Linked DNA regions of Mus musculus: regions 1 and 3 are each linked to region 2. Evidence: chromatin loops called from intact Hi-C (ENCODE). Cell type or tissue: heart. All regions are shown on one strand. Links, peaks and the distances in the headings refer to the core of each region. The heading gives the core; the rest is flanking DNA.

What was found. Hi-C counts contacts between places; a loop is a spot of excess contacts. Peaks named below come from ENCODE experiments on the same cell type or tissue, not always from the same donor. Only the 100,000 strongest peaks of a DNase experiment are listed, where the experiment ranks them.
Region 1: it touches region 2 in a loop (4-fold over the local background); 2 of 42 quality-filtered maps call a loop at or near these places.
Region 3: it touches region 2 in a loop (2.1-fold over the local background); 8 of 42 quality-filtered maps call a loop at or near these places.

The regions. Positions count from the first base shown.
Region 1 is chr19:44,926,034-44,936,146 of GRCm38, reverse strand. Slf2 (SMC5-SMC6 complex localization factor 2) reads right to left here and starts at 5,028. Exons shown (of 20, transcript NM_001081225.2): 1 at 4,697-5,028; 2 at 1,992-2,035; 3 at 481-1,214. The coding sequence starts at 4,836. In heart, for the core only: a CTCF peak has its summit at 5,099; DNase peaks (open chromatin) are centred at 4,576, 5,186 and 7,796; H3K4me3 peaks cover 3,302 bases; H3K27ac peaks cover 4,713 bases.
Region 2 is chr19:45,027,642-45,035,641 of GRCm38, reverse strand. Pdzd7 (PDZ domain containing 7) reads left to right here. Exons shown (of 16, transcript NM_001195265.1): 9 at 1,957-2,007; 10 at 2,455-2,630; 11 at 5,353-5,444; 12 at 5,571-5,662; 13 at 5,831-5,902; 14 at 6,319-6,918; 15 at 7,163-7,263; 16 at 7,668-8,000. Among named protein-coding and RNA genes, the nearest start is that of Lzts2, 14 kb to the right of the region's middle. In heart, for the core only: CTCF peaks have their summits at 2,774 (motif pointing left), 3,617, 4,621 (motif pointing right) and 5,376 (motif pointing left); DNase peaks (open chromatin) are centred at 3,711, 4,701, 5,391, 7,511 and 4 weaker places; H3K4me3 peaks cover 560 bases; H3K27ac peaks cover 1,199 bases; H3K27me3 peaks cover 371 bases.
Region 3 is chr19:44,983,635-44,993,747 of GRCm38, reverse strand. Sema4g (sema domain, immunoglobulin domain (Ig), transmembrane domain (TM) and short cytoplasmic domain, (semaphorin) 4G) reads right to left here and starts at 4,404. Exons shown (of 15, transcript NM_011976.1): 1 at 4,391-4,404; 2 at 1,110-1,610; 3 at 866-1,014; 4 at 566-628. The coding sequence starts at 1,233. Slf2 (SMC5-SMC6 complex localization factor 2) reads right to left here. Exons shown (of 20, transcript NM_001081225.2): 20 at 9,962-10,113. 4930414N06Rik (RIKEN cDNA 4930414N06 gene) reads left to right here and starts at 9,198. Exons shown (of 3, transcript NR_040294.1): 1 at 9,198-9,273. In heart, for the core only: a CTCF peak has its summit at 4,686 (motif pointing left); a DNase peak (open chromatin) is centred at 4,397; H3K4me3 peaks cover 2,267 bases; H3K27ac peaks cover 1,651 bases; H3K27me3 peaks cover 717 bases.

The DNA of each region.
Region 1 (10,113 bases), core at 1,108-9,107, 100 kb after region 2:
AGCTGAGTTGACCAGAGCGAGCAGAAGGTCCTAAAATTCAATCCCCAACAACCACATCAGCTACAGTGTACTCACATACATAGAATCAATTAAAAAAAAAAAAGTTAAAAAAAAAAAACAAACAAACGTTGATCCTGGTCTGTAAAAATTAGGGTTAAGAATGAATTTAGCTGGCCGTGGTGGTGCAAGGCTTTAATCTCAGCACTCAGGAGCAGAGGCAAGTGGAGCTCTGAGAATTTAAAGCCAGTCTGGTCCATGAAGGGAGATCCAGGAAAACAAGGGCTACACAGAGAAACCCTATCTTGAAAAAAACCAAAATAAATAAAATAAACATATAGAATTCAATGAAGAGTAGAGATAACCTAATGAAACCAGCATCAGCCCAAGTTGTGCACCTCTATTTCCTTAACTATGTTATGGGTTAATAAGTATCTGTAGACTTAGGTCTGAGCATGGTACAGCAGTAGTTACTGTACATACCAGAGTTGAGAGATTACTCTTCCCAGGTACAGCCTCAGTGTGCTTGCTATGCTCATGCCTCGGCTTACAGTTTTTCCCTACACCAGACGACTTTAAGGAAAGGTTGCTTGCTTCTGAGAAAGAATTTTCCGAGTTGATTCTCTGCTCCATTTGTTCCTTTCTCAACTTCTTCTGTTCTCGCTCTCGGCAGTAAGAAGCTAATGACAGCTGGAACCTAGCCCCCAGTGTGCTTTCTCCTGGATGGTGCCTGGACAGGCTGCTTCTGCTACTAATACTTCTGGAGCTATGCTTGAAGATGTCACCTTCTGTGGCTGTGGCCTGTTTTCTGGAGTCTTCACTGTTCTTGCCTCGATCTCTGTCATTCTTCTCCCTGTTACTTTCATGAATGAACAGTGACTTCCTTCTCTCAGGAGACTGGTGTTTTTTCTTCTGTGCCTTGATCTCTTTGGGCAATCGATAAGAGGAAGGAGCATAGATGCCAGCTCCTTTGGGTAAATATTTGCTTAGAGACATACAAGGCCGCCGTGACTCATGGACACCACGATCTTTGTGGTGCTCCTTCCCACCTTTCATGAAAGCCTCTAAAATAGGACTTTCTTCTGATGACATCCTCTTAGGTTTAAGTTTTTTTGGTGAAGATAATTTCCTTTCAAATTGCTCTGTCCCAGTGATGGATAATCCATTTCCTCTGTATTTGATGTTTGATTTTTGAGGCGAATCCAACATATGTTTGTCTAAAACAGCCACAATTAAAACACATATAAATCACACATTATTAAAAATAAACTGATGTGTCTATTAATGTTTATATTAGCTATTAACTGTACTGAAGCTACTAAAAAATTCAATCCAATTAATATGTGGTGATAAAATATATTTTGGGGGAATGAGAGAAACTAAGAAATAGGGTTATCTTTTATGAAGTTTCATGAATCCCTTCTGCTACATCAACTAAGCTCACTATAGCTTTTTTTGTGAGCTTTTTACTAGAGAACACAAATAATATAAGCACTATAAGCTGGAATTTTTTTAATGTTAAGAATGTAGAGGGCTGTTGAGATGGCTCAGCAGGTAAGAACACTGACTGCTCTTCTGAAGGTCCTGAGTTCAAATCCCAGCAACCACATGGTGGCTCACAACCATCCGTAATGAGATCTGATGCCCTCTTCTGGTGCATCTGAAGACAGCTACGGTGTACTTATGTAGAATAATAAATAAATCTTTGAGCCAAAGCGAGCAGGGACTGAGCAGGTGGGGTTGACTGGAGTGGGAGTGAACAGAGGTCCTAAATTCAATTCCCAACAATCAGATGAAGGCTCACAACCATATGTACAGCTATAGTGTGTACTCATATACATAAAGTAAATCTTAAAAAAAAAAAGACTATAGAAGAGATGGTTTACTGTTGAGCACATTTTCATTATAACAAACATTTCTTAATCCTGAACAGTATAATCAAAAGTCTGGAGGCTCTCTAAGACAACCCATCAAAAATACATTACCATGCATACCTTGTTTTGCAGCTGGCTTGAAGAAATCTATGATTGACTGTTTCCTGAAAATAAAAGCACAGCTAATATGACATCACAACACCAAATATTCAAACCTCAATACTTTAGATCAAGTCGTGAGTGTTAGATATATAATACGGGCTGAATTCCACTTTCTTATTTAACTAATCAAGTACTGAAAATGTCAATCATAGTTTGCTAAGCCACAAGGGAAAATTTAAAAAAATATATAGCCATTTTTTTGCTAAGTTTATAAACACAATTGAGACTTAAACAGAAACCTGATAAATACTAGAGATCACAGACCTGTCTAACAGAGACTTGCAACATGAGCAGAACAGCAGATGGGAAAGAGAACAATTGGGTTGATCTGAAAAGGAACATGCAAGGCAAAGGTAGAGAGGATCAGCCGTGACTCTTACACTGATCTCTTATGTTTTATAAGATCCTAAACTAACAGCAAAAGCTAGGATGAGCCACAACTTGTGTTTCAAACTTTCTTCTTAAAGATCTAAGATTCCTTAAGATTAGCCAGGAGCAGTAGCACACACCTTTTAATTCCAGTACTCAGGAGACAAGGCAGATGTATCTATGTAAATGTGAGACCAGTCTGGTCTATGGAGTGAATTCTAGGCCTGGTAAGGGCTACACAATGAGACCTTTTCTTGAAAAGCAAATCAAACAAAACAAAATAAAACAGAACAAAAAAGCAAAGATTCAAGGGGCGAAGAGATGGCTCAGTGGTTAAGAACATGTGTTGCTCTTGCAAAGAAGCCAGGGCTCCCCACACCCAGATGGCTATTCACAAATGACTAACTCCAGTTCCAGGGGTATGTGATGCCATCTTCTGGTCTCCTAGCACCAGGCACACACATGGTGCAAATATACATGCAGCCAAAACCACTCATTCACATAAAAAATAAGTAAAATACTTAAAACAAAACAAAACTTAAGATACTTTTACAAAAGCATCATACTACCTAAGTAAAATAAAAAGGAAATTGGACAGTTAACAAGTAAAAAAAAAAATCAAACAGCTTTAATAATATGTACGGGTTACTACACACTAACATGGGCATACAATTATTTCCTGAACCTATACTCTGATCTGTTCATGCATGTTTGAAAGAGAGCCAACAAGCAGTATCCCTGAACATTCCTCCACTGAGCCAGTACTCAAGACGGCAGCCTGAGCAATCCAAACCCAAGGCTGATCTCCTTCTCTAGTGTACATTTTACTGGTAGCATTAGAAGAGCAGTGACCATCTTTCCTGGTTTACCTAGACTCCACCAGTATGTTGAGAGAACCTAAATGATGAGTGACAGGTTATGGGAGAATACATGCATTTGTTTACAGAAAGTCAATTACATTAGGTAAATTAACTCTACCACTGAGTAAAGGAAGAAATACTAGTGAAGACACATGATGTGCCTATTTCTGGCAGTGGAGAGGTGCAAAAGAACCCAGAAGCAGCAAATTAAAACCAAGATATACTTATATTTTTACTAAAAATTAACATCATACCCTTCCCCTAAAGTATTAAATCTAATACTACTCTCCAATACACCTGAATGGAAAAATGACTTTTGGTAAACCATGAAACTATAAACGAACTCTGTAGAGGTAAAATAATTGTTTCCTAAGTTCAAGCACACAGAAATATCCATTACTTATGTATAACTGGTTAAAAAAAATTATGACAGTTTTACAAGCCTTTAATCTGAAAGTGCTGGAACCAAACGTGTTAGAATTCTCAATTTATTGGATTTTGGAGGGGAAATAACTTGAATGTATTATGTGCAGCCCCCAGCAGGATCTGGCGCTGCAACCTGTAGCCAAAATATTACTATTTCTCCAGCAAAGCTTATCAACACTCACACTCAGTACCACCCACAAACCTTATATTAGCTCTGATCAACCTGGCTTGGCTGCCAAGGCGGCTGTGGTAGGAAGCAATGAAAATAGTTGTTTTTCACAGCCTTCTGTCCTTCAGAATTAAGATAAAGGATTGTGAATCTGTGCTACAATATTAAAGCATAAACTTAAAACGTCTGTTACCAATTCTTAAAAAAAAAAAAAAAAAGACAGTACCAAGTTCGTAGATAATTTGAATGTTTTATTGTCAGAGGATGTCATATGATGAAATTCTCCATCATTACATAGCTCCCAGAAAATCCTTACCATATAAAAAAAGAAAGGAAGAAAAAGGAAATAGAAAAAGAAAGGTCTGTTGGTGAGGGAGAAAGTCACTCAAAGAGAAAACAGGCGCATTCCAAAAATGTTTTTAGTATGAATGGTCGTGTACACTGTACTATTAAGTAATTCGTGGGTTTTCCTTATCACATCTTACATAATTAAACTCAAGAAACCACCAGGATCAGAACGATCTAAATAGAGGCTTCGAGAAGGGAGGGCCCCAGGGCAAGCGCTCGAAAAGGAGAAAAACAACCTTCTACCTAAAGCGGGCTCTCCGCAGCCATCTAGGCTGGTGGTCACTAGACCAAAAGCAACACCTCAACTACAGAAAAGGAGACTTCAACTCCCAGAAGCCCCCGCGCGGAGGCGGGGCGAGGGCTTGCAGGCCCCAGAACATCAAGGCCTGAGCTCGCTGAGGATGGCGGGAACTGAAGAGCAGCCGTCCGTAGTCCTCCCCTATACCCGTGCCCCCGCGACCCGGCCCCTTCTCAAGCCCTCTGCACTGTACCTGTCCCCAGGACTCTCTGTTCTTTTTCCCGCTGCAGCAGGGGCGGTACTACCGGGTCTCAGATGGCAGCGCGGGGGCGACGACCCCGGGGCTGGGGATGAGGGGAAACCTGGCCTAGCGGGCATGCAGCGCCTTGTCATGTCGGCGCCGCTGGCGACGGCGGCATGAGCTGTGGCTGGAGAAGCTGGGTGCGTGGTTGCCGTCTTGCTGCTGGGACTCGGGGAGGCTGTCGGTGCAGAGGTGGGCGGCACCCCCTACTCTCTTCATGGCGGTTCTCTCTTCGGAAGTGACTCCGGTGTGAGCGGGAAGGAACCTGAGGACCATCAGGGGGCGGGCCTTTCTTGAGGTGCCGCGTCGCGATTGGCTGACCTGAGGGTCACTCTGGTGGTAGCGCAATAGAAAGCCTCCGCCTGCCGGGAGAGGGCGGGTTTTTTGGAAGGGGGAGGGGAGATTGAAAACTGCCCTCCCCGGGCCCGTCACGTGCGCCTGGGGCGCGCGCCTCCTCGTCGGGGCCGCGGCGGCCTTGGCCGGTGCGTGGGAGTGGGAAAGAAGAGGCAGTGGCGGGTGTTACGACAGCTGGCGACAGCCGCCTGATCGAGGGCTAGGGGTGAGATTTGCAGAAGTAAAACCGAGCCTGCAGCTGTCTGTAGTGAAGATGGCCAACATTTGTGACGATTGTGCTACAGCTGCCCTAATATTTCATAGTCACTTTGGCATCTTAGGCCAAAATGCTGTCACCATTTCCTTTCTGTTCCTTCTCTTATAATGTGATTTGACCGTTCTGTGAGGGATCTTCTATACTGTGATATAGTTGTTCCGTTTTTTTGTTTTGTTTTGTTTTGTTTTGTAAGGGAGGGGGCGGGGGAGCACTCAGTCATTGAATTAGACATTTTTATTCTGTCAAAGCGTTTTGTCTCTAATGGGTTTCCCCATGAAGTCGCAGCACATAGACTTCTTTTCCTTATCAGTAAAGGACTTGTGCTTTGAAGAGGCTGTTAGGTTGGATTTCTTTAAGTTTTTATTTATGTATATGGTGCTCAATTTGCATGTATGCCTGAATGACAATAGAGCATGAGGTTGTGAGCCACCTTAGGGTTGGTGGAATTGAACTCAGGACCTCTGGAAGTAGCAACTAGTACTCTTAACCACTGAGCTATCTCTCCAGCTGGGTTTTTTTGCAGACCGAGGAACTGGTCAGAGTAATTTAAAACTTCACTTCCCATGTGTATAGAATGGGTATAGTTACTCACTTCTCTGGGTAATTTCCCTTGTCCCCCCCACTTCCCCCCCCCCCCCCCACACACACAGGGTTTCTCTGTATAGCCCTGGCTGTCCTGGAACTGACTGTAGACCAGGCTGGCCTTGAACTCAGAAAAATGGCCGGTCTCTGCCTCCCAAATGCTGGGATTAAAGGCGTGGGCCACCACTGCCCATCTTCTCTGGGTAATTTTAAGTAATAAAACCCAGCAATGTAAACAGGTTTAGATTCTCTCGTGTAATTGGTACAAATACAAGATTCTCTTTCCTTTGGGCTTCAGATTTCCTGCAGTACCCGGCCAGTTTTTTTTTTTTTTTTAGGGAAGGCTTGTAATCCTATTGTAATCCTAGTACTTGGGAGACGGAGGTGGAGGGTCAAGAGAGAAGGCCGCGGCTGTGCTGATAGTTCATGGTATAAAGGAACTTGCTTTCATGACCCAGGACCACATGGCAGAAGGAGAGAACTGATTCAGTGCGGTGAGCTATCCTATGACGTCTGTCAGCGTATACACACACGAAATGAATGCAATAAAAGATATCTTTTTAAAGAGAGAAAGAAATAGACATTGAGTCCAGCCTTGACTATGTAGCAAGATCCTGTCTCAAAGGAACTAAAAAAAAAAAAAAAGAAAAGAAAACAAATCCTATCAATCTCAAAAATGTCCAGGCTCTAACTGAGAGGAATGTTCCCTCACTTGGCTGGAGCAAATTCCTAAATGACACACACAAAAAAATTGAACAGGTCTTCCAAATTTATTGTACTGAGATTGAATTGCTTCTGTTGCTAAGCACACTAGACTGACCTGAAATTCACCCCTTTTCTCTTTCCTGGTATCCCTCAAGAGGAAGAATTAACGAGAATAAAGTGACCAATAGGCTGGCAGGTAGGAGGTAAAGAGGAACCACGGGTCTCTCCAGAACTCGCAGCTGTATACCAGGTAGTAACAATGTGAGAGAAGAAACACTCAAACCCAGGGCAGCTTGCAACTGAGAATTCACTACACTGCTTTTAGTCCTTACATTTGAAAAGAACACAGTAAGTGACAAAACTATGTTGAATATGTTTATGCCTTTTAGTGCAGATTATTTCCTGGCCCTTCGATGACTTTGTGCTGGCTATTTCTACACTAGGAACTCCCAAACAGTCCTAGCCACAAAACTTTTAATCTGATTTGTTCCATTCCACACTCAGCGCATAAAAAGAATAAAGAAAGCATAAGAACATGGTCTGCATGATCAATTAGTCACTCTTCTTGAATTATAGTATCTGAGTCTCCCGCCTCTCAAGTGTCACTTTTAGGTCTCTGCTCCTGCTGCCAAACAATAGTTTTCACATTTTCTTAATCTGATCAGCAGATTACAGAGTTAAGTGAGGCAAGAAATCCCTTGATCAATAAACGGAGATGGAGTCATAATGAAAGCACGATTTAAAAAAAAAAAAATCTCTTCTTAACTGGGAGGTAGTTGCCCAAATCCTCAATATCCATCAAGGCTTCTCTTTGTTTGAGCTGCACGGGGAGAACATATAGATTTGAGTTGCCGGCTGAGCTGCACTGAACATAGAGATGGCTGGAGCCTCAGACTCCCCTTTCCTTCAAAGAGAGTTGAACCCCTGCTTTGTGTTTAGACTCAGGTTTTCACTTTAAGTGTGTACGTATACACTACGCACAAACACTTATACTCTAACCTATAGTCAGTATCTCTTTGAGGCACTGGGGCTGGAATTCTGGGTCTCATGCATGCATGTGAGGCAAGCACATGCTCCTAAGCTATTCCTGGCTTCGTGGGAGCTTGTCAGTTTTGGCTTTCTTCCTCCTTTACTTCTTATCGGACTGGAAATAGGTGGCCAGGAAACCGTAAAAGCTGCCAGAAGAGCTCCTGTGCACTCTCATGGGGTGAGAAGACAGGAGAGAAAAGCCGAGGTACTGCTAGGGGACATGATGATAAACAGTGTCCTGGAGTCTAGGTGAGAGAGCGAAAGCAAATCCCCAGGCAGCGCTGGAAGAAGAAGCTGGGGAAAGGAAGACTTGTCTGTAAAAGGCTGCTTTGGTGAGATTTCTGAGCAACGGAAAGGAAGCCAAGTCCTGGGACCTGGAGTGGCTTTTTAAAAATTACTTACTTTATATGTGTGGGTATTCTGTCTGTGCGTTCACTTGCAAGGCTGGTGCTTATAGAGGCAAGAAGGCAGCACTGGATCCCCTAGAACTGGAGTTAGCGACAGTTGTGAGCTACCTTGTGGGTTCTGGGAATTGAACTCTGAAAGAGCAGCTAGTACTCTGAACCAAATCGCTAGCCCCGCCCACCCAGGGGCTTCTTCTGTACAGAAAGTATTTTGAGCTACAATTCAGCCCACTGTACCTGCATTACAGGAAGCCAGCAGGCTCTGATATTGATGAGAGGGAATGAACGGGAGAGATACCAAGGGCAACACTGTTGCGTGAACAATGGAACAACTCCTTAGGACAGGCAGGCTCAGGGTGGGAGTCCTGAGAGGATGCCTGAGACCTCCAACAGGGCAAGATCTCTCATAGTACCTCAGACTCAGGCATTAAGAGACTAGAGACTATTGGGACATAACAAAGACTTGCTAAAAAGCTGAAAACCTGGGACACAACTTCTGGCTTTTACAAGAAAGGCATGTTTTTGTGTTGAGATTGCTATACTTCGAAATTAACTCCAAGACTCTCAGAGGGTACTCAAGGGCAGGCCAAGAGACAAAGGCCCATGTGCTGGGGAATGGATGGGGGTAGGAATGTGTGGAGGGTGGTCTGAGAGGTGGGATAAGGAACAGACTCACAGAAACAGGAAATAATTAACTTGAAAGCCTGACAGAGAAAAAACAGACCACAGAAGGGAAGGTGAGCTCACCATGGCTCAAGTCTCAGTCAAAAAGAGAGAGAGAAAGAAAGAAAGAGGGAGAGAGAGAGAGAGAGAGAGAGAGAGAGAGAGAGAGAGAGAGAGAAAGAAAGAAAGAAAGAAAGAAAGAGAGAGAGAAAGAAAGGAAGAAAGAGAGAGAGAAAGGAAGAAAGAGAGAAAGACAGAAAGGAAGGAAGGAAGAAAGGGAAAAACCACCTTTGTAAACAGATGTTGAACTCAGCAGGGCTGAGCAAACGTGTTGGAAAAGCACCAGTTTAGCTTCAGGGGCTACCTGGGAGATGCCAAATTTAATATAATGCCAAGCAATGCAAACTTCCTAGGAACTGAGTAGCAAAACCGCAAAACCTGAAGCCAAGGACCCCTACGTCATCTTACTCCACCGTGGAATGTTTCAAAACCCAGATATTAGAAGCAGGCTTGTAATTTTCGACATAGCTAACAGTTTCTGCCATTGTTAAATTCACTAGATAGATCATCTCCTCAATCCTTCCGCCTCTACCTCTTAAGAACCAGGATTGTGAGTCATCACAGCTATTCTGGCTTTAACATGTAACTACACAGCACACGTATGCACACACGCACACACTTTCTATGGGCTTTTTCCCCTTTGTAATATATATACCTATGTTTGTGTGTATGCATATAGGAAGGAGGAGTAGAGTTCAGATTTCTACAGTGCTAGTCTATTTGTCCATCTAAAAACGTAAAACAAAGTCGGGGGAATAATTGGTTTTAGAGATGCCAGCCTGCAGGCAGGCATTTCTCACGCATGCTTAGCGAGCCATTAGAGGATTTGAAAACTAAGTGATGAGTCACAGACTACATTAAAACAATAACGACTGCTACCTGAGGATGGGGTAGAGAATGCCGGTGCAGTACACATGGTTCATGAGCTCAGAGCTGATTGTCTTTCCTGAAGAACTGAATGCTGACTTGCGGACAGGGAGAAAGCCCTGTACGTTTCACTGAATATACTGGGAGAGACTGGTTCTGTCTTGTGTTTGTTTTCTGATAGTGTGTCTTCTCCTTCCTGTATTATAACATTCTAGACAGATGGGAGGCGGATGTAACCTGTCTTGGGTCGTCAGTAATCTAGTGACTACAAGAAAGATATGGATGAGAAGGGAAAATGACAGACAGAGAGAGATCTTCCATCCCTTGCTCAGACTGTCCTTCATGAAGAACGTGACTCCCCTGGAGCTGTAGAGAGCCTTTGGGGATAATAATTTGCTCTCAGTCTTTTGCAATGCCCTTCAACTCACTGCGATGTTGTTATGTGCATG
Region 2 (8,000 bases), core at 1-8,000:
ACACTCGTGCATGCACACACACTCATACAAACATGCCACACACACACATAACACACCCAAACACACACCACCACACACCATACACATTCACACACACCACACATACACACTCACACACATACCACACCATACCACACTACACACATATCACACACACACACCACACCACACACCATACACACTCACACCACACAAACACACACATATACCACACACACCACACATACAACACATATCACACCTTGCTCTCTCTCTCTTTCTTTCTCTCTCTCTCTCTCACACACACATACACACACACCACACATACAACACATATCACCTTGCTCTCTCTCTCACACACACACACCACACATACATCGCATATCACCTTGCTCTCTCTCTCTCACACACACATACACACACACCACACATACATCACATATCACCTTGCTCTCTCTCTCTTTCACACACACACACACCATACCCCCACCTGTCATGATAATTGAATCTTAGGACCCCAGACATGACAGGCAAGCACTCTAGCCCTGGGTTCTAGACCCAGCCCAGCTCAGGATCCTCACAAGAAACCTGTCAACCCTGTTGAGACTCAGAAACCAGAGCCAACACGGATGCCTTGATACAATTGCATAGGACAGATGGACACTCAAGTCCATCTAGCTTTAAAGCACAGGTCTCCAGGCTCAACAAGTGACTGTTTCTACCTGTCTGAGGGCATACACAGTACCAGCAGACATACCTCCTAGAGCCTGTGCCATTATTTTAGAAGGCTTTGCCAATTTAGAGATGAGATGGCCCCAGTCTCTTAGCAACCCTGGGGGCAGAGAAGTTTTGTTGTTGTTATTTGGGGCTTTTTATTTGGTTGGTTTTTTTGTTTGTTTGTTTTTGAAACATGGTTTCATTTTGTTTGAGGCTGGCCTCAAACTCTCAGATGTGTCTCCATCTGTCTCCTGCTGGGATTAAAGGCATATGCTACCTCGCCCGGCCTAAAGGAATATTTTTAAACAGTCCCAGCTGCAGGGGTCAGTCCGGGCCCTCTGGGGTTTCTCTCTCATGCTGAACAAACGACTGTGGTGGAAGAGAAAAGCAAGGCAGGAGCCAGATATGATGGATAGGTGATTTCGAAGTTCACCTGGGCCACAGCCCAGTTAGAATGCATGGGCTAATGAGAATGGTGGGGGTGGGGGGTGAGAAGTGGGGTGGGGGTCACCCAGGAGACAAGCAGGGTGCTGCTTCCTTCCAGAAGTGGGAGCGAACTTTGGGTAGGTAGGTGGAAGCAAACAGAATGAGAGGCCCGATGTTGCTCCACCTTAAAATTGAGTGTCTAGGGCTGGTGAGATGGCTCAGCGGGTAAGAGCACCCGACTGCTCTTCCGAAGGTCCAAAGTTCAAATCCCAGCAACCACATGGTGGCTCACAACCATCCGTAACAAGATCTGACTCCCTCTTCTGGTGTGTCTGAAGATAGCTACAGTGTACTTACTATAATAATAAATAAAATCTTAAAAATAAATAAATAAATAAAAAATAAAATTGAGTGTCTGGAGGCCTCCGGTGACAGGCCAGTAGGAGAGACAGGTCTCCAGTCAGGGGTACCTCTTTCCTCAGTCTGCTTTCTCATCTCTCAGTTCCCAGGATGCTGGTTTCTCATGGGTCTCAGCCTTCTTCTCTGGCCAGGCCTCTCTCCTTCCACGATTCCTCTTTCCCTCTCTGTTTCTTGAAGGTAGGCACCGCCAAGCTGTTGCCTGGGTTCTTCCCCTCATTCATTGCCAAATAAACTCCACACGCAGTGTTCATACTGCCTCCTCTTCCACGGCCTCCACCGACTCCCCACTGCCTTTAAGGTCAGTCCCTAGCTGGATATGACCTTGAAGACCCTCGACGGCTCTCGTCCCTACCCTGACCTCTTCTAACTGGAACTCTTGATCCTGCTGAACTGAAATCTCTTTCTTCCTTACAGCGGGGAGTGTGGGGCCTGTGCAGAAGTTTGTCACCTGGAGACTAAGACGAGGTAAAGGCAGTATCCCAAGGGCCCCACGGTAAAGCGATGGGGGTCAGCTTAGCGGTTTTGAACAACACTCATTTAGAGCTGAGCCTGGGGAGTCAGACTGAGAACTTGGCTAGCTTACTGGAATGTATAAGGAGGACAGAGAACTTGGACAGAGGGCTTGTGTTGGGATCCCCAAAGGGATGTGGGGTGAGGGAGTGTGTCTATACTCCAACTGGGGGGGGGATTAATGTGACAGTGAAGGAGGCTGGAGTTGGCTCTCTGTTGGTGGCAGTTTGTTAGGGAAGGCCATGTTTGGGAACAGGGGCTCAGAGGGATTCTGCCCAGCATGTTCATTCAGTCTCTTGGCTGGCTTCTTTGGAGCCTCGCCCCCGCCAAGAGAAACTCTACCTTACCCTACCCTATTAGCTCTTGTCAGCTTTGTCACATCCTCTCGCCCCTGCCCTACAGACCGGGAGAGGGGCCGGGCCCTGCTCTCCGCCAGGTCTGGAAGCCCCTCTGGCCAGGCACCCACTGTGAATGAGCAGGTGCAGGCCTGGGAAAGTCGACGGCCCCTCATTCAGGACCTGGCCCGGAGGCTGCTGACAGACGATGAGGTACTAGCAGTCACTCGCCACTGCTCCCGGGTAAGTCTCTGCCCAAGGCCTGGCCTTCATTTCGGACTACTGTTCACTGATCAGTACCTGGGCTTGTTGCTGGGAGGGCAATGGCCAGTAAGCTCTCAGGCAGGAGGGAGACAATACCTAGAATCTAAGTCCCTCTAGTGGCCAGTCCTACAGAGCACAGTGAAAAGGCAGCCGTGGGTAACCCAGGAGATCTGAGGCCTCTCAGAGGAGGTGACATTTAAGTTAAGGGAGAGGAAATCAGGTGACAAACAGGAGGGGAATGTCCTTGTAGGCAAGCGACTGTGTTCTCTCCTGCCCCCAGTCTTGTCTCCCATCTCCCCCGCTGTGTGCCTGGGACAGCCAGCAGACATGGCTTTATGCCAAGGGCCTGTTCCTGTTTCTCAAGTCTGTGAGCCTTTGCTCCCATCTCAACCGTCCCCAATACCCATACTATTCTCTCTCTTTTCTCTTCGACCAGTACCAGAGGGAGTCAGTTTTGGAGGGATCCCTGGAGCCTAAGTGTTGGGGAGGCTGCGGGGCACTGTTGATCTCTCCAGGAGAACTGTAAAATCCTTTACTATCATTTTGTCTCCAGGACTCCCAGGGTCCTGTGGTGGGTTTCCTGGAGGGCCATGCATCTGTTGCACATGGGGGGCAATCTGGGCAGTTTCAGAAAGCCACTTGTTCCTAACTTTACCTGGACTGTGACGGGGCTGTGTGTTGTTATTGTGATGTGTACACTGTCATGTCTGTGAAGTGTTGTGTTGACATGCCACACATGTTCGTATGTGCATAGCATGCATGTATGTACCCATATATGATGAAGTATCACTCAAAGGCTAAGATGGGGTCATTCACACATTCTCTTTCCTAAGATCTGGTTTACAATAGAAATGCAGATGGAGGGCCCTATCATGGGCTCTGAGCTAAATTCTGTCCTCAGTTCTGAACTTTAAGTGAGCGGTGTGCTCCAGCTCTGGTGAGCCTGCAACTCCGAGATATGGCCACTAGGAGGGGCTCTGTGTCTGTATCTTTGACCAGCCCCTTTTCCCACACCCATCCTTTGCCCAGCCTTCTTCAAACCAGGACTTCATTCACTGTGGTTCTATTTACCCTGTAGGCTGAACCTACTGCTCACAGCCAACCCAATGCCCCACCCATACCCTCTGAAACAGAGCCCGGGTCTGAGAGAGAGGCAAAGTTCCCTAGTGATTAAGGCGGCATGCCTGAATCTCCTCTCTCTCCCCTGAGCTGTCCATCCACATCCCTCAGGCCAGGAACTTAAAGACCTCTCTTACTGATGCAGAGGTATTCTTCCCTCATGAGGCAGAACAGAGTACAAGTTGCTTTCTCCCACATTCTAGGCCTTACCTGGTGTGACACCCCAATCTGCCATCCCCAACTTTTCTGGGATCTTCCAGGGCCACCACATAGCTGATGTCAATTATGAGCCGCATAGCTTTAGGGGGTGCTAGTCCCATGTTCTCAACCTGTGCAGCCCTGCCGGAGGGTCTCCATGAGCCCTTGATGCCACATGAAACCTTTGTTACCTCGCTATCCTGCCTGCCCTCAGAGCTTCTGTGCTGCCCCTTGTGTCCACCCTGGAAGCGTTGGCGGAGTGGTCCCTTGCTTACGATCCTTCACCCTTCTCAGAAACTCATAATGTCTCATTGCGGTCCGTGGCTTACGGATGACTGCCACGTGAGGCCATCTGTCCCTGTTCCCACCAGAGTCCCTGACGCTCTGGGAGAGGGTCTTATCATTGTGTCTCTTTTGCCACCCAGCTGCTGATCTTGTGTTTGTGGACTTTAGGGATATGCACATATATGGTAGTGTATTGTTGATGTGAGTCCTGTAAGCATATGTGTAGGTTAGGGACACACACACTTTTTCATTTATTCCTAAATATTTATTGATGATTCATGCTAATGGCCAGAGGGCCAGCTATTTCTGTGTCTATGTCCATACGTGGTAACAATCCAAGGAGCTCTCTGAAGTTGTCTTCCTTTCACCACCAGGGGGCAGTGTGCTGCCCAAGTAACTTGGCTGCCAGTATTTCGTTTTCTAGAATCCAAGGGGTGTGGCATCCCGGCCGGTGGCATCCAGGCCGTACCAGGCAGAAGGGTACTGACTAGAGAGGCTGTAGAGCCATCCGCTTGCCAAGATCACCATTCTAACCCTGAACAAAGGGTGGGAACCGCCAGGACCACAGCCTAGTGTTGGGCTCGCATTCATTCCTTCTGCCTGGGCAAAAGCGTTGGGGGTGGGGGTGGGGGTAGAGGTGGGAGTGGAGGTGGGGGAGTCCAGCACCTGAACATTCTTTTCCTGCCCCAGGGCAAGCAATAGGAAGATGTCTTGGGTTCTTGCTTTTCCTTTACGTCTTTATCTGTGTGGCTTTGAGCAAATTCTCCCTGAGCTTCGGTTCCTCATCTGTAAAACAGGAATCATCTCAGAGTGGCCGCGAAGTGAAAGACTGCATGTAAAAGGCTTAGAATTGCCTGTCCAGATGCCATTATTGATGTTGGTACTTGTTGCAGATCTGTGGATCACTCCAGGCATTCACAAGGTCATGCATCCACAAGGTCACTGACACACCAACTTGTGGACCTTGGATAGGGCGACTCTGTCCTAGAGCGAAGATGGCCGATGGGCTCCAGGGTCTCTGTGTGCCCTGGTGTTTCCCCACACCCAGCTCTAGCTAGAGTTGCTGCTGCTGTCTGACCTGTGATGTCTCTAAATGCAGTATGTCCATGAGGGTGGTGTGGAGGATCTGGTGCGCCCCCTGCTGGCCATCCTAGACAGGCCCACGAAGCTGCTGTTGCTGAGGGACATCAGGTTGGGAGAGGCTGGGGGTGGGGGGGTACGACCCGGGGGAACGGAATGACCCTAGGACTGAAGCTTCTCCATGACTGCACCCCCTAGAACCAAGCCCTGCTTACCCCACATCCCTGCCTTCCCCAGGAGCGTGGTGGCCCCCACAGACCTTGGCCGCTTCGATAGCATGGTGATGCCTGTGGAGCTGGAGGCTTTTGAGGCTCTTAAGAGCAGGGCAGGTCAGCAGTGTGTGCAGCGGGGGTGGGGGGTTGGGGGGGCGGGCGGGGACTTCTGGCTCCTGAGCTCTAGTTGTGGGTGGGGTGGGAGTGGAGGGTGGCTCATTGGCAAAGCTATCTGCGAGCCTGGCAGGGGTGTCTGACCTCTGACCTGCTCTCTTCTCCAACCAGTGGGGCCTTCTGCTTTGAGACCTACCAGGCAAGACACGCCACCCAAACGTCACCTCATCACCCCTGTGCCTGGTCAGTCAGAGTCCTATAACCTGGGGAAAGGGGACAACCCTGGGGACATTGGAACAGGGAGAACAGGTCTTCCATCCTTGCCTCCGAGCAGGGTCACTGACTGTAGTCAGGAAAGAAAGCGCTGTCCTCCAGGCCATGTTACTCACACATCCCCGTACAGGACATTTCAAAACTACGTGTTTTTAAATCTGGTCTCTTGGCTCTGCCAAAGTAGAACTGTATTACAATACAAAATACTATTAATAATAGGTCATGTTTGTCCACCTGACCCAGTGCCCCTTTACCATGGGGCACCTAACTCTGAGCAAATCTAGACCTTGTTTGCACACACTCGGGCATCCTACAGGAAACAGTAAGCAGCAGGGTCTGCAAGGGATGGTCAAGAAAAGCCAGTTAGCCTTGACCATGTTCCGCAGATAGCCGTGGGGGCTTTTACCTGCTACCAGTGAACAGCTCAGAGGATGAAGACGGAGAGATAAGGGAGAAGCTTGGGGTCCTTAAGGTCTCCCTCGGTGCCTCTGCTCCTCACCACAAGGGAATCCCCCCTCTACAAGACGTGCCAGTTGATGCCTTTTCGCTACGCCGAGGCGCATGCGCACCTCCTCCCCAGCCACCTCCTGTGGCTCCCCGACCTCCCAGGCCTAACTGGCTACTGACAGAACCCCTAAGCAGAGAGGACACTCAGCAGAACCAGAGCCAGACCCCAGCCCAAAGCTGCAGCCGCAGTCGCAGCCGCAGCCGCAGTCGCAGCCACAGCCGAGGTCAAGGCAAGTCTCCTGGGCGCAGGCGCTCCCCTTCCCCGGCACCCATCGCCACTGCTGCCACAGCCAACGGGCGTTACCACAGGCCTCGGAAAGCAAGGCCCCTGCTTCCACGACTTCTGGATGGGCAGGTGGCCAAAGTGGGAGCCAGGCAAGGGCCCTTGGAGAATGGTCGGATAGCTGAGGAAGCAGTCGGGAATGTCTCCACTGGAGCGCTGAGGACCATCACACTATCCAAGATGAAGCAGTCTTTGGGTGAGTCCTGGGAGCACTATTAAGCAGGGTAGACTCCTTGGGTTTGAGGGAGGTTGGTGGGCCAGGGAAGGAATCTGAGTACTAAGGTATATCGTTGGAGAATCTGTTTGGAGGTTGAGACTTGAGACAGAAGCCAGAGATGGGAAGAAGGCGGGACTGGACTTGGGGCTGGGATTCTAGGATCCTCCCGGGAGCTCAAGGTTTAGGGTAAGACTGTAGTCACTCTGCTTTGGATCTTGCCCAGGCATTAGCATCTCTGGGGGCATCGAGTCCAAGGTGCAGCCCATGGTGAAGATAGAGAAGATCTTTCCCGGAGGTGCAGCTTTCCTCTGCGGGGATCTACAGGTGCGTGAAGCGCTAAGCCTCTCTAGGCCTGCGACTTAAGTATAGCAGGGTTCAAGACCGCTCCACACTTCCAACTGGGCATGTTCAGACCAGGTCATAGGAGGTGGCTTGGGAGTATGGGGGTCAGGCCGGTAAGATGGGCAGTCCTAGAGAAGAATGTGTCCCCTCATGCAAGCCTTGGCCTGAGAATGGCCCATCCTGTTCTACCTCCTCCCAAGGGACAAAGGGCCATTGTCTGTGCCCCACCCTGCCCCCAACAGCTGCAGGCACAAAAGTCCTATTGTCCACTCCCTGCACCCAGATGGGGTAGGAGTGTCCTGGCTGGTGGAGGTGAAAGGCCGCTGCCTTCAGGTTGGGTGGTGGGTGGGAATGACTCAGAACTGAATATTCCATCTCTGTGCCAGGCTGGCTTTGAGCTGGTGGCAGTGGATGGCGAAAGCCTGGAGCAGGTAACCCACCAGCGAGCAGTGGACACCATCCGCAGGGCTTACCGAAACAAGGCTCGGGAACCTATGGAACTTGTGGTCAGGGTCCCTGGGCCTGGCCTGCTGCCCCTAGCCTCTGACCTACGAGTTGTTAAGGACCAGAGCCTTGCTCCTGACTGTCCCTCCGCCCTTGGACCTGTTGATGATGCTCGGATTCTCACCCAGCTACCTCCCCCTGAGGCTAGGCAACTCCAGCAGTCTCTCAGCTCAGCTCTAAAGGTCCCTCAAAGTATCCCTAAACTCTCCCCTATA
Region 3 (10,113 bases), core at 1,022-9,021, 43 kb after region 2:
AGCCTGGTCTACAGAGTGAGTTGTAGGCCAGCCAAGGATATACAGTAAGACTCTGTCCCAAAAACTCCAAAGTAAATAAGTAAGTACAAAAAAACCTAAAAAGCTCTCTAAATGGTTGTTACCTAACCAGACATGATCCCCACCCCCAACCCAGACACTCTGCCTTTTAGTTAGAAAGGACTAATATTTGACTAATGTCTTTCCATGAACACCAGGTAGACTAGGGGTCCGGCAAAGTCTCATTTTTCCTAGCTGTAAAATGGGTATAACAATGCGTCATCAGATTATTTTAGAACTAGGTCTAGTTGTCGCTTATTAGCAGTTACTTAGTGTTATGATTATACTTTGAGATCTCCCGGGAAAGGGATTAAGTTTCTGTGACAGGCCAAGCTATCGACCACAGATAGTTGGAGTCCAAGGGTTACCCTAAGGCCAGCCACTCATACTACTCATTGCAGTTGTGCACTTGAATGCACATCTGTCCCACTCCGTCTGTGTCCCTCCAACTCTGTCACCCCTGGTTGAGGAGGAAGAAAGGAGAGCTGGGGACAGGGAGATCACATACCTGGTTGTTTTTCCCTTTCTGATGACACTTGCTTTGCATCTCTGGGGAGGCCTCCCAGTGGATCTAGTGAGAGGAAAGGGACAGACTGCTATGTTGACCTCAATATCTACTACCCAGAGAATCAAACAGTGCTGCTCCAGAGTACTGGGGAAAACTGAAGTGAGGTGGATTTCAGAATGAGCCCTGGGATGGAAAGGACAGTGCTGTCCAGAGGTCGGGAAGGCTGGGGGCGGGTCACCAGGTAATTGAGGTCCCAGGAAGCTGGAGACCCTGTGGTCAGACCAAATGCCAGGGGCTGACCTCTTTGTGAGTCCTATCTCTTATGTCACGGGCACTGAGAGAGAACAGGGCGCCTCGAGCCCCCACCAGCAGCCTCTCAGAAGCCTCCTCCAGCAGCAGTGTTGAATAGTTCTGGGTTTGGCCCTTGAAGTGCCGAATCTGGGAGAGCTCTAGAAACGAGAGGGGCAGTGAGCCACCTGGGGACTACTTCCTGTCCCCAGCTCTGGCAGCCATAGTGTTTCAAGGTTGGGGGAGGGGTCCTAACCTTCATAGGAGATGGTCAGCCGTGGGGTGGCATCTAGCTCTCGGGATGGTCTCCGCAGTGAGGGTCCAGGCACTGCTGTTACTGTGAGAAAGCTGAAGAGGAGGGGCCAGAGCCTCCCCCACATCTTCCTGCGGAAGTTCAGACCAACAAGACCCCGAGGGCAGCCCAGGAGAGTCACAGGAGGGGAGGGGAAGAGCAGTCACTGGGTTCAAAGTCCAGGGTGTGATCTCATGGGGGTCAGGGGTCATGAGGTCATGGGGGTCAAGTAGTCATGGGGCCATGGAGGATCATGGAATGGGGGGGACATGGAGCCACAGGGTTGTGTGGCCATGGAATCACAGGTAAGAAGTCAGAGGGAAGGGCGGGTCACCACGTGCCTTTCTGTATCAAATGCAAATTCCATGGAGAGTGAGCAGTGTAGGGTCCCAGGAGGACTGTAGGGTTCTGAAGGGGTCACCTTGCCCCCAGTCTCAGGGCAAGTTCCAGGTCTCTGTCTGTTCTCTGAAGGAGGAAAAAAAAAAAAAAAACCACCAAAACAATAAATAAATATATAATCCCTCCAAAATGGAAAACCTTTGATTTGTGTGTGAATTAAGAGGGACGATACCACCCACACTTCAGGCGGCCCTGAAAGCCAGAGGCCGGACATCCACAGAACTCCCACACCAGGAAAGACTCACGGCATCCTGCCCAGCTCTGCTCGGGGCAGAGGCTGTGGCAAACTCGCTGTCTTCATAAGACCCTAGACTACTGTTAACCTATGCCATGGTAACAGCTCTCTTCCAGTCAGGAGACTGCTTGGGCCCATGTTGCTGGAGAGGCCCGATCCTCCAACAATGCTGCCTGCTGCGGGGGTGCCTTCTGCGGGAAGGCCTGGGCAGTCAGTTAATGGGTCTTTGTTGATTTTGTTCTGTTTCCCCTTTGTTTTTTCTTTCCCTCGGCCTAAGAGCTCCCTCTGGAATTTCTCTTTAATTAGACACTTCTCTCTGGCATTTTTCTCTAAGGGGTACACATCTCTGCCTTGCCCGTGCGAGTCCATACTGCACCCTCTGGCTGGGTATCTACACGAGTCCCCGCCTGCTAGACCTACCTCCTGGCAGGGAGCAAAGGCTTGAGGGGCTGGGGGGGTGGGGAGGTGCAGGGAGTTGGGTCCCTGAGCTGCACAAGTGTAATTTCTGCTGTGCAGGAGACTGCGGTGTGAAAGACCAGTTAAGACTTAAACAATATGGAGACAGTGACCTACGGGATCCTGACACTTGCAGCCACCTTTCGTGACACACCTTAAAGACTAGAACCGCGCCTGAGGTGGAGGCCATTGATAGGCCAGGGAACTTCCGGAGATTTCCTTGGCTGGGCCAGATGTGGAGGCTGCCTGATCTACCCAATGTCATCAGACAGCCATAGGCAGGGTCAGAGGGTGTCACTGGCCTCTCCTTTTCCTTCTGGGTCAAATATTAACCATCCGGCTGTAAAGAGAGGGGAGGGACCTGGAGCTAGTCAGAGGAATAGCAAGAATTTGGAGGGTTTGTTCAAGAGGTAAAGGTTAGCACTGTCACACGAGGGAGAGCGAGAGGGTCTCTGAGCCACAGAAAGGGCATCAAGTTCTTGTTTTGAGGGCTAGGGCAGCTGGAGGTTTCAGGCTGCCCAAGCCGTACCCTCCATGTGAAAGCACACCTGTTTACACTGGGGGGCCTCCTGTTTCCTCAGCACTGAAGGGTGAGTCCTCCCACTAGGGAAGTGTGTCCAGGCGGAGACAGGAGGAAGACATCCTAGGTCAGAGGAACCGCTCAGTGCGGAGTAAGGGGCATTCGTGGGTCTCAAAGACGGTGACACACTTGTACACAGTGTAGGGCCAAGAACACAGGCATTTATAGGAGTCATGTGCATGCACACACACATATACAGAGAGAAAGAGACAGAGACAGAGTCAGAGACAGAGAGAGAGCGCACAAAGGGCCAAGGCCACATAAGGTTGTTTACCTGTCATCCATCCAGTGGATCATATATCCTCAGAGGTGAACAAGCAGGGCTAGATATTCAATAGGACGGTCTTGTTCACACACATTTGTAAAGGGGGCATTCACACAGAATTGTTGCTATTGGGCCAGGCATAGTGCACACATGTATTCTGAGTCCTCAAACACAGTTACATTCGGGCAGAGACAAGTAAGTACTCATGACATGCATAAAGGGGTCTGACTTGGGCTGCAGGCTTGGTGGCTGACAGTGTCTGCTGGGGTCAGATGCACGGCTGAATCCTGTCTCCTTTCCTGAAAGTCCTGCTCTCTCTCTCTCTCTCTCTCTCTCTCTCCCTCTGCCACCCCAAGGGGTGTGTGTGTGTGTGTGTGTGTGTGGTGTGTGTGTGTCTTCTGACCTGGAGTGAATGCCTGTAATGGAGAATGGCTAACCCAGGGAGGTGGAGGAGGAGGAGGAGAGGAGATCCTCGAGTTTAGCAAATGGAAGGTGAAATGCTATCTTAGCAGCCCTCTTCCTGCCCCGCTCCACACGCCCCCCTCCCCATCTCCCCCAGATTGCATTTCTAGATCTGGAGAACTGGGCTAAAGCGTCCAGCTCCATTTAACCTGTTGGGAGGGCCGAGTTAATGGCCAGGGGGTGGAGCATGCCACCCCTCCCCCCAGTACTAAGCGGGTTCAAGGTCTCCAGTTCACACCCCAGACTTCACTCCAAGTTTGGGTTCCTTCCCAGGGTTTGCCCGCTGAACTCTGATCATCTTCTGTTAGATCCTAGGGTGGAGAAAACTGGGGAGGGGAGGACCCCTCCCACAGGATCAATAGGCTTTCAACCTTCATCCCTGATGTCCGTCTGCCTGGGGTTAGCGGTATTTGCCTCTGTCCACTAAGATGGAGATCTCTTCAGATTTGAGGGTGCCTCTCCCTTGTCTTCCCCACCCTCCACCATCCTGGACAGTTCGAGGTTTTCTCCTTTGAACAGATCTAACCTCAGTATCTACTGCTGCGGCTCGAGGACAAGCTCTCCTTCGATCCCGCCGGACGCCAGGAGACATGACCCAGATCCTGGGGAACACTGTTCTCCACGCGGGTCCCGGGCACGCTGGGCGCCCCCGACTCCGAGAAGGCCGGTCTGCGCCCTGCGCGACCCGAGGCCTGGCCCGCGCCCCTCTAAACCCTTTTATGCGGGATTGGGGGTCTCGGCGGTGAAAAAGGCCTGGCTTAGCTTGGAGGGTGGAATGGATGCGGACAAGGCTTTGCCCGGCCGCAGCCCCCCGCACCGCCACCGCCCGCACTCCCCGCCTCCCTCACCTTTGCGCTGGGATCCGGGTCCATAGAGACAGCGACGTGCGGCTCGCGGCCCCACAGCACCAGCTGCAGGAGGAAGGGGCTGCGGCCGGAGCGAGGCGGGGTGGAGGCGGAGCCGGGGGTGGGGCGGGGGCCGGAGGCGGGCCAGAGGCGGGGGCGGGGAAGGGTGCCCGCCCTCCTTTGCGACCCCCACCACGCACAATAGACCCGATTTGTGGGAGATGCTCGAGGCCCACGGCTCCTGGCGTCCCCTTTCTTCCAGGCTCAGTCAGTCTGAGTATCGCCCGCCCCCTGGTGGGGGGGGGGCTACCACCGCGTGCGCCCTAAAACAGGCTGGTCCTACGGATCTGCTTTGGTCCTAAGACCCCTCCCATTTACCTACTGCAGGGACGCGTAACCCCCGGGTCCCGGAGTCTTGTACTCTGCTCTCTAACCTGTATCTCACTTCTTGCAAAACATGTTTGCCATGCCCTCCTGCCTTTGGTCTATGGAGCGGGTGTGCTGATGGGGACGACAGTATCAGATTTCTGCGTAGCTCTTGGTTCCCAGTTCAAGGTGTGATTCCTCACTCCCTGCTCCCTCCAGGCTATTCAGTTTGAGGTCAGAGTAGGTGAGATGGGGCCCTGAAGGGATGAAAAGACAGCATACAGAGAATGCTCTTTATGCACAAGAAAGCCATGCCACTACGTATGGATCACTCAACAAATCTCAGTCCAAACCCGGGCTCACCTCAAGGGATTGCGTTTATCATTTTCCATCGTCATTTTACCTCCAAACTTTCAGTGTTCCCAGGTATCCAAAAATTCTGTGCTTGCCAGGTTCAGCCTTCTTCCCTAACTCCTTTACGATGGTCTTCTCTGAAAACTCCGGCTCTCCTTTCCAAGTGCTATTTAGAGCGAATCGAGGGCTGGGGTTGGGGCTCAAGGGCACAGTGTTTGCCTAGCATGTAGGACACTCTGGTTTCATCTCCAGCATCACAGAAAAGCAAAAACAAAAGCAACAATGAACTCGGCTTTAAATCCTAGTGAATCCTGACCTCTGGCCTTGACCTCTCCACCTTTCAAAAAGAAAAAAAAAAAATCCGTGACGATAATGATGGGCAAAGAGGACCAAAATACGAGTCTAAAAAGCAGACTCTTGCATGTGCCTAGGAATTTAAGTCGTCTTCTAGTGGCGTATGAAACTGATGAGAGCCTGGGAAGAAACTTTCCTCTTTCAAGATTCCCCAGAGCTCATACAGTTTGGCACTCAATCTCATACAATCTCAGAATTTGGACTGTGTGTGTGGCTGCAGACTGCTAGACAGAAGGGCCCAGATCACACTTCCACCCCCCTGTTAGAATATCTCCTGGCACTCTGCAAACAGGATAGTGTGTGGTGCAGCGGGGGAGACTGGGAGAAATGTTTTCATTAAAAAGTGCACACACACTTTAAACGTTTATTATATTCATTGTGTATGAAAGCGCATGCATGCATGTGGGACCCCCCACCCCATGTGTGATATCCTAGAGGATAAATTGCAGGGAGTCTGCTCTTTTTCCACCATGTGGGGCCTAGGTATCAAACTCAGAGGTTGTCAGGGTTGGTGACAGACACCTTGTCTGCCAGACCATCTCACCTGCCCAAGCCAAGCACACACTCTATACACACGTTGCTCTGGTCCACTTCTTTTTCTGTGCCCCCACCCCATGCTGAGGAAGTAGTAGTTTCATTTTATAGCTGGGGAAACAGGTTCTAAGCAGATTGTAACTTGTTTTGAACTCTGTTTATGGAGGACAGGATTGGAGAAGTCTAAGAAGGGTGGGCCAGGCAAGTCTGGGGAAGAGGACTAGAATAGACAGGCTCGTCTGATGGAAGGAGAAGGGACATACAAAAGGTTGGTGGGTTTGATCTGGCAAGAAAGGGGAGTTTTTAGTGGAAGACAGAGGGGAGAGAAGTTAGCTAATGGCTTGGAAAAACATCAGAAAAGCTGAGAGCTTCCGTATAGGTTGAATCGTGGCTGAAGGACACCTGTAGGCTTTGTGAGAAAGTGAATTGGAAGGAAGAGGGCTAAAGACGGCCAGACCTGGTACCTGGCATTGTGGAGAAACTGCAGGGACCACTAGGCTACAAAGCCGGGCTTGCCAAGTCAGCACTTGCTGTGCTGATTGCACTTCCCTCAGGAGGAAGCAAGTAGGCCAGTGTGGCAGGTTCTGCAGCTCACTGAGCTAGAGGGAGCAGAGGAAGCCTCCAGTGAACGTGTAAAGTACAGACCAAGTCTTGAGTGAATGTGGAGGGACCCCAATACCTCAGATGTCTTTGGGTGGCCTGATCCTTCTGTTGGTCCCGTGCAGATGTTGGGAGCTTGTGCAAGTACAATAGTGTGTGCCATGAAGACTAATTGACCAGTGTGTGCAAAATCTAGCAACTTCAGCTCCCTCCTCCTGCATGACTGTGATCTGAGTTTGCTCCCCAGTAGAGACAGCCTACAGAGATGAGCTCACTCCCCTCTGTGCTGTCCATGATACACCCCACCGAGGATCCAGTTGCTGGTGTCTGAGTGCTGCTCCATCACAGTGAGCACGGCCCACCCTGTCCCAGCTCTTCCCTATGAGTGTGCATATCCTTTCTTCATCCTTTCTCTACCCGAGTCCAAGGCATGCGAAACACAGCACTGGGTTTCCTTTATAATAATTCAAATGTGTGATTTCGAAGCCAAGTTCTACGATGGCACTTGTGAAACTGCCATGGGCGTTTCCATCAGTACTGCTGGTAAGACAGACTCAGTACACAATCCATTCCTTTCTCTTCTCTTCCTACGTGAGCTCAGCATCCCACCTTTCTATAGGAAACTCCCTTAACTGACAACTCTTACTCTGTGCCACAAGCTGATAAAAGGAAAATTCCTTTCTGTCAAAGAGATAAGACTTGAAGCCAAAACCAATAAGCTAGCACTAATTTAAACAAGTTTGGTGGGACACGCCTGATCTCAGCTGTGGAGGCAGGAGGGCCAGTTCAAGGTCATCCTTAGCTATACAATTTCATGACCAGCCTCAGCCTGGGCTTGAAGATCTTATCTAAAAAGTAAAACAAAACAAAATTTAAAAAATTAGTTCTAATAGAGTAGTGACTTTCTTCCCTGGGACACAAGGCAGATCATTTGTTAAGTGGGGTGTTACCTATCCTCCACGTCACTGCCAGCTGCTTCACAGGGGAGCTGTGTAAGGATGCCATTCAAAATCCTTTGGAGAACACAAATGAACTTCACTTTTGCTAATGTATTTTTCCCAGTTCTGCTGTAAAATAAAGCACCTGAGTGTGTCTGACACTGGTGTCCACACACACACACACACACACACACACACACACACACACACACACACACACACACAGAGCTCAGGACTGGCACACAAAAGTCACATTGTATTGGTGACACAGGAAGAGGAAGGACCTCAGATAGAGGTCCCTGAGGCATGAGAAACCTGCCCTAGTCAAGATGCCCTGTCTCCTGTTCACTGTGGTGGCCTTTGCTCCTGCTTTGCCATTGTTGTTCAGCACTCTCCTTATGGAGAGTGTGATCTTTTGGCCACGTGGTACTTCCTTAGTAGCGACTGACACCTATCCAACAATGCTGTAATCTTACTGTGCCCCAGAAGCCTGTTTTGCCAGTTAAAGTTTTCCAGAATCCTAGCCACTTGTCTTGGAGTTAGATCCAAAGCTGGACCTTCTGGTTTGCCTTCTCCTGATTTCCAGGCCTGGTTAGCTAGAAGGAAGTGTCAGAACATGTCTGCAGATGCTGGGAAACCATCCACCACCGTCAAGCATGCTGGGTGATTAAAACTGTGTCTGAGTGCAGGATGGCCTCAAAATCTGTGATCCTCCTGCCTCTGCCTCCCATGTGCTGGGATCATCGGTATTAGTGATTGCACCAGGCCAACATGCATGGTTTATTTATTTAACATATTTTTGGCAGCAGGAACAGGGAAGTATCCAGAGTTCCCAGAGTCTGAAGGTACAATACTCTCCAGCTATCACTGTTGGAAGATAAGACCTGATTTACAAGTAAGCACACCCACAGATGGCTGCTTCTGGTCAATTTTCTTTTAAAAATTAACTATTTTATGTGCATGGGTGTTTTGCCTGTAAAGGCTAGAAGAGGGCATAGGAGGCTTTGGAACTAGAGTTACATTCGTTAGCCATCACATGGGTGATGGGCTTTGAACCCAGAGCCTCTGGAAGAGCAATCTCCAGTTAACTGTTGATCTTCTCCAGCTCCATTAAATTTGTCTTTGAGACAGGGTTTCTCCATGTAGCCCTGGCTGTCCTTGAACTCAGAGCTCTGCCTGCCTCTGCCTCCTCCGTGCTGGGATAAAGGTGATTACAATCTTAGTCTCCATCTTGCCTCCCTTTGTTCTGTTCATGTTGCATGCCAGGCATTGTGCTGAGTTACTGCCATGTATGTGAATCCTCACAAAACATGAAATAGAGTTATTCCTTTCAATAGAAGAAACTCAGATGCCAACAAAGGTCAAATGGCCAGTATGGTGAACCTTGGGACCTGAGGCCAAGCCTAGGTCTTTTCCTCAAACACCGCGACTATCCCTAGTATTTGCACCTGTCTACTTCTACCTGGGCTGTCAGCATCCATCTTTCCAACCTAGTTTACCCTAAAGGAGAAAACAGCTGCAGCACTGGGGGCCTGGCAACTATGCCTAAGCCTTCTATGAGGTACTAGGTTTGTTATGAGTGTCAGCCTTTCCACAGCTGGCATGTCATAAACCCACCTGCCAGGTCACAAGTGGCTCTGCACTGTATGGCATCACCTTTCTTGATTCTGGGTTCTAGAATTTTAGAGACACCCAGATGAAGGGTATTTCTTCCTCTCCTGTTTCCCCCGATACCATCAGGTAAGAGCCATGATTTTGTGTTGTTCACCACCAAACCCTAACACGTAGGTAGGCAAGAGCAGCCAAACGGATGTGCAGGATGAGCTAAGAATGAGATTATTAAATTCCTGACTGCAATCCAGGAGTGGTGGCGCACGCCTTTAATCCCAGCATTTTGGAAGCAGAGGCAGGCGGATTTCTGAGTTTGAGGCCAGCCTGGTCTACAAAGTGAGTTAGTTCCAGGACAGCCAGGGCTATACAGAGAAACCCTACCTCAAAAACCAAAAAAAAAAAAAAAAAAAAAAAAAAACCCAAAACAAAAAACAAAAAACCCTGCCTGTAAAGCACACAGCACATTATTAATTGGGTTTTGTAAACATAAACTGTGGAGAGCTGTGCCCGTTTCCGTTTCCCACAGATTAAAAGAAGGCATCAAGCTAAAAACAAGTTTGTTTGTTTTTTTAAGATTTATTATTATATGTAAGTACTCTGTAGCTGTCTTCAGACACACCAGAAGAGGGCATCAGACCCCATTACGATGGTTGTGAGCTACCATGTGGTTGCTGGGATTTGAACTCAGGACCTTTGGAAGAACAGTCAGTGCTTTTAACCACTGAGCCATTTCTCCAGCCCCCTAAAAACAAGTTTAAAGCAGGGTATTTTAGATACTCAACCACCTCTACTACTCAATCAAAAGTTGCCAGACACGTTTAAGCTGAGAAAAAAGTTTTAATAACACATACACATACATTCAGAAGACTTTAAACAAGACAGTATAAAATTTTAAAGGAAAAAAAAAAACCAAACCACAACACATTGCATTTACTGCCTAAGAGCTAGTAGATTAACTGGCTGACAAGA